Linked DNA regions of Homo sapiens: region 1 is linked to region 2. Evidence: read pairs that join two places in POLR2A ChIA-PET (ENCODE). Cell type or tissue: B cell. All regions are shown on one strand.

Region 1 (2,500 bases), 1.4 Mb after region 2:
TAATATCATTCATTTATTCAGTGCACACTGACCAAGAGCTAGGCCTTGAGTTAGTTGCCAGGAAGATATAGGGACTAATACAATGTCATTTAAAGATTAATAGAAATGCTCTAAGTCAATTATTCTCAACCCTTGAATCAGAGTATATACATAAAGATCCCCATATGAGGTTAGTGTGCAGACTGTTTTGATAAACACTACTCTAAGTTTATTGCACTGGATGTTGGATAATATGATGTAACGGTTGTTTGTTTTTCAGTTTTGGTGATCTATATAAATCTTTTTAGAAGAGTAGCATATTGATTTGGACGAAAAAAAGGAAAATATGACCAAACACTACTTCTTTCTGTTTTTGTGGGTGACAGTGACTTGACATTCACATGGTATCCTGAGAGAGGCTTAGTAGCTTTGTTAGTATTAATTGTCAGTTTGCCTATGGCACTAAGTTTTCCCACCTACGTGGGGCGGGTCCTGGTCATCACATAGCCTTTTGTAGTTATTTGCTTTCTGTTGTGCCTTGATTTTTTTTTTCTGTTGACTATTGGCTTCATCACTTTGTGGTCCTGTGGCTTATTATGATTAGATTTGAGGGTACAGAATAGAGAAAACATTATGGCAAGTAGAATTCAAGAGCTGGAATGGAAATAATAAGAGCAAAAACTACTGTTAAGTGCTGATTTCCTTTGAATTGTGGTGTTTTCCTTTCTTCTCCAAATAGGGAGGTAGTACAGAGTGAAGACCGGAGATTTGGAGTTAAAGATCTGTGTCCCAGCTTCAGCTTTGCTATTTGTTAGCTGTATATCCTTGAGCAAGTTATTCAACCTCTTACAGTCTTACTTTCTTGATTTGCTAGATGTGGGTAATGATAGTGCTACCTCATATGGCAGTCAGGATGACTGTGTGGCCATTGAAAATTTGCTAGACATATAATAAACCTTCAATAAACACTTGTTTATTGTCAGTCTCTAGTCTTCTTAGGACCGCTGGGGGAACAGACAGAAGAGCAGCAGAGGAGTTGATAAGTGAAACCTCTTAGGTTCTTCTTAATTGCTTGCATGTGACAATTTCTGAAAGAGCAATGCTGAGGAAGCAGCAGCTCCCCAGCTCCCTTCAGCAGTAGGCATCTTGCTTAGAGGAGGGCCACTGCTCTTGCTTTCCTGTCTGCTGATGGTGGTTGTGTATTCTCAGAGCCTCTCTGGAAATCTTCCCTTTCACTTCTTGCTTTCATGATGATTATGAACTTCGAGTGAAACCTAGCTAGAATGAGGGGAAGTAAGAGCAGTGTAAATCTTGGTCCAGCAACACCAGTTCTCACCACTGCTTATTTTTGTGTTTACATGGGTCTCTCTTAGAAGCCAAGAGCCCCAATGATATGTGCTAGTTCATCTGTTCATTAAACTTGTGAAGTTTCATCAAACCCATTTATCAAAATGAAGGGCTGTAATGAAGATTTTAGAGAAAGAAAGCACTCTAAAATATTAGAGCTGATTGGGACTTTACAGGTATTCATTTTGCAAATGAGTGTCATCTCTTGTTAAAGGTCACACTTGTATAGCTGAGACTAGAACTGGGGCCACAGGGACTCTATGTCTATACTATTGGATTTATCACTTTCCTTGGATCCATCCTACATGATTCAATTTTTAATACCTGGAGTTTTCACTCTTGTTATCTTCCTATTCAAGGATAAAAGCTCTAGCTTCTTATCTTTATATAAAACCTTTAAAAGGCAGAACTCATGTTATCTTTTAAAACTTTCCCCTAACTGTTCTCCCTGAATCCCTCATTTTGGTGCCGCTGGTCTGATCCCTGTCCTACAGAAATGCCTTGCTTCATACCCAAGCTCACAGTATTATTTCTAATCTTTGCCCTGGTTACTCCAGTTTTCTTTTATTTACTCAGCATTCAAAGTCCTGGTTAAGGGCTACCTCTGCCAAGCTTATGCTAGCTTTTCTGACATCCCCCAAGATTTTTCATGTGCTTTCTGTGTTGCTCTCTTTCTCTTTTCACATTTATAAATATTTCTTCCTCAAATAGTCTTTGAGCTCTTTGAGTAAAGAATAAGAATCTGATTCATCTATAGCTCCAGTGCCAGGCAAATAAATTCATTCATTCATTAAATTAACAGACATTTTTATTGAGTACCTATCATGTGGTAGCCCCTGGAATTATAAAATGATAAATATTTCCACTCTCAAGGATTTGCGAGTTTAGTTTGGGGAACAGGAAAGCAGATGGGCAGAGCACCATGTGACGAATATGTGACAACAGTATGTAGATGCTGTGGGATTGTACTATAAGGATGTATAACTTGAACTGTAGAATATAGTGCAAGATTTGCCTTCAAGGACTAGTAGAAAGTAATGCTTATGATCTAAATTGATGCATAGTATGTTGGAAGTCATTTTTAGACAAGAAGTAGCTTGTTTCAGAGGGAGCAGAGATCAAACCTAGGAAAAAAATGTGAATTTCTATCAGAAAAGTACTGCAAAATGACCTC
Region 2 (2,500 bases):
AAGTTGCCTGAAGCCATAAAACAAACGATGATGGAATCAGATCATGGATCCTGATATGTCACACCTTAACCATTGTGCCATTGGTCTACAATTTGCCTGATCCTAAGAATCACCTGAGACTCTTGTTAAAAGAGCAATTCCCAGGCCCTGTCTCAGATTCAGATTCAGCCCAGCTGGGGTGGAGCCTGGGGAGCAGTGGATGCAGCGGGCACCCTGGATGATACTAGGATCTGGCAAGTTTAAGAAACGCTATATTGTGCCTTCCTGCCTGTAAGTTGTGGCTCATGGTTGGCCCTCAAGAAATGTTAGCTGTTAGTATTATAATATAAATGAATTGAAAGGACAGCTTATTGTGAAAGAATATACGTCTTTAAAAAGCTTATTAGTCCTGACACTAGATTTTAAAGATAGAGGTCGGATGGGCGCGGTGGCTCACGCCTGTAATCCCAGGACTTTTGGAAGCCAAGGCAGGTGGATCACGAGATCAAGAGATCGAGACCATCCTGGCCAACATGGTGAAACCCATTCTCTACTAAAATTACAAAAAAAAAAAAAAAAAAAAAATTAGCCAGGCAAGGTGGCAAGTGCCTGTAGTCCCAGCTATTAGGGAGGCTGAGGCAGGAAAATCACTTGAACCTGGGAGGTGGAGGTTGCAGTGAGGATCACCCCACTGCACACCAGCCTGGGTGACAGAGACTCCATCTCAAAAAAAAAAAAAAAAAGATAGAAGTCAAGGGGAAATAGATTCTGGATCAATGAATCTATACTCTAATACTCTAAACTCAAAACTATCTGCAAGTGGGATGTGTGCCTTTATAGGTCCCTGTCACTAGTGGTCAAGCAATCAGTGCCATCACGTGTTGGGTGTGATGGCTGAGCTGTTCTTCAGGGACCCATTCCTCAGTCAGTGTCTGCTGTATACATGCAGCTGCAGAGGACATTTGTGCACTGAGGAGGGCTTTGGGTGTGTTAATATTCTAGAAGAGGTGGAGTAGAGCAGCTATGCAAAGCAAGGAAGAAGGCAGGAGGTGTTAAAAGAAAAACTTTAGAGAAAATAAATGTAGCAAAGTTCATCTGAGCAAAGAACCATGTGTGAATTGGACAGCACTCAGAACCAGAAGAGGTTCAGAGAGCTCTGCTGCCGCAGTGAGGACAGTGAGCTTTTGTAGGCTGAACGTGGAAAGAAGGCTAAGAAAATATATTTTATTAGAGTGGGAAGACCCTAGTTAGAGGTTAGTTGGTGGTTTCTGATTGGTGAAGCCTCTAGTTACATTTTACTGTTTACATTGATTTGGATTTTGGTTTGCTTATGTAGAAGCTCTGGTTATGGAGACAACCTCAGGCTAACGGCCTCCTTCTTATTTGCTTTAACAGAGGGATGGCAGAGGTAGAAGACAGCAGATATTTGAGGGCCATCACTACTGCCTTGTACCGTGGGTAACCTGCATGAAGTCTTCTCTGTAGCTTCAGAGCATCTAGATCCGCTGTCATGCCACCAATACACTAAGGCACTTCATTTTCCTCAGGGAGACTGATGATGTCTTGTTATCTCTTATTAGCATTCCAAGTCTTATCTTATTTTTGAATTCTCAAGGTCCATTTTTGGGCATATAAATTACTGAAGGCAGTCAGGAAATATTGTTCCATCAGAGCTGGGAGAAAGACTCAACCCTTATCCTGGTCCATTGACCTATTTCCAACCTCAGCTTTGATGACAAAACTCAGCAGAAGCTTTCTTACAGACTAAGAGCACTTTATAAAACACTGCTTAAAGCTGAAGGAAACCCTCTGAATGACCACCCTTGAATACCTCCTTTACTAAGACCCATGATTATCTGGGAGTTAGAATCCATAATAATAGCTGCCACTGTGCACAGTGATTGTGTGCTGGGTGCTTTACATCTATTTTCTCATTTAATTCTCCTAACAACTCTATGATAGCAGTCACGCTATGATACAGGTCACACTGGTATTGTTTCACAAATGAATAAACGGGCCTAGAAAATTCAACTAGATTTCCCTAGGTTAGCAGTGGAGTTGGACTTCAAACCTAGGTCTGTGTAGCTCACAAATGAACACTTATTATGCTTATACCATTTTGCCTCATTAGAATAATAGGAAGTCCTTCCTTTTTTGGTGAGGAAGAAATTTAGAGATTGGTTACCCTGACTGGTGATACAGAGCAAAGCTATGTACAAATTGCATCAAAGGGTGGCAGATCCCTACATTCCCATCTAACATCACATCATTCCTAACCTTTTTCCATGTGGATAAGCATGACCTTAGTCAAGTCATTTCTTAGTAAGATAGATTGTTGGTTGCTCGTGACTCTCAGTGAAGACCCAGTAATGCCAAGAATCATGGCAGACAGTTAGGGGGAATATGTATCTTCAACTATGGGGCAGTATGGCAAAGATATTGAGGGCCAGGAATTTGACTACTTTTGAGGAGCGATGACAACTGAGTACAGGAAGTGAGAGGAAGGGAGCATGTACCGTGT

The links. Peaks named below come from ENCODE experiments on the same cell type or tissue, not always from the same donor. Only the 100,000 strongest peaks of a DNase experiment are listed, where the experiment ranks them.
Region 1: POLR2A ChIA-PET joins it to region 2 with 5 read pairs; 1 of 35 experiments calls an interaction of 5 or more read pairs at or near these places.

What each region holds. Positions count from the first base shown.
Region 1 is chr3:188,399,540-188,402,039 of GRCh38, forward strand. All of the region lies in intron 3 of LPP (LIM domain containing preferred translocation partner in lipoma), which reads left to right. Among named protein-coding and RNA genes, the nearest start is that of LPP-AS1, 170 kb to the right of the region's middle. In B cell, no CTCF peak of the experiment used is centred here; a DNase peak (open chromatin) is centred at 1,162; H3K4me3 peaks cover 442 bases; H3K27ac peaks cover 2,500 bases.
Region 2 is chr3:186,980,062-186,982,561 of GRCh38, forward strand. All of the region lies in intron 2 of ST6GAL1 (ST6 beta-galactoside alpha-2,6-sialyltransferase 1), which reads left to right. Among named protein-coding and RNA genes, the nearest start is that of ST6GAL1, 51 kb to the left of the region's middle. In B cell, no CTCF peak of the experiment used is centred here; no DNase peak of the experiment used is centred here; H3K27ac peaks cover 2,346 bases.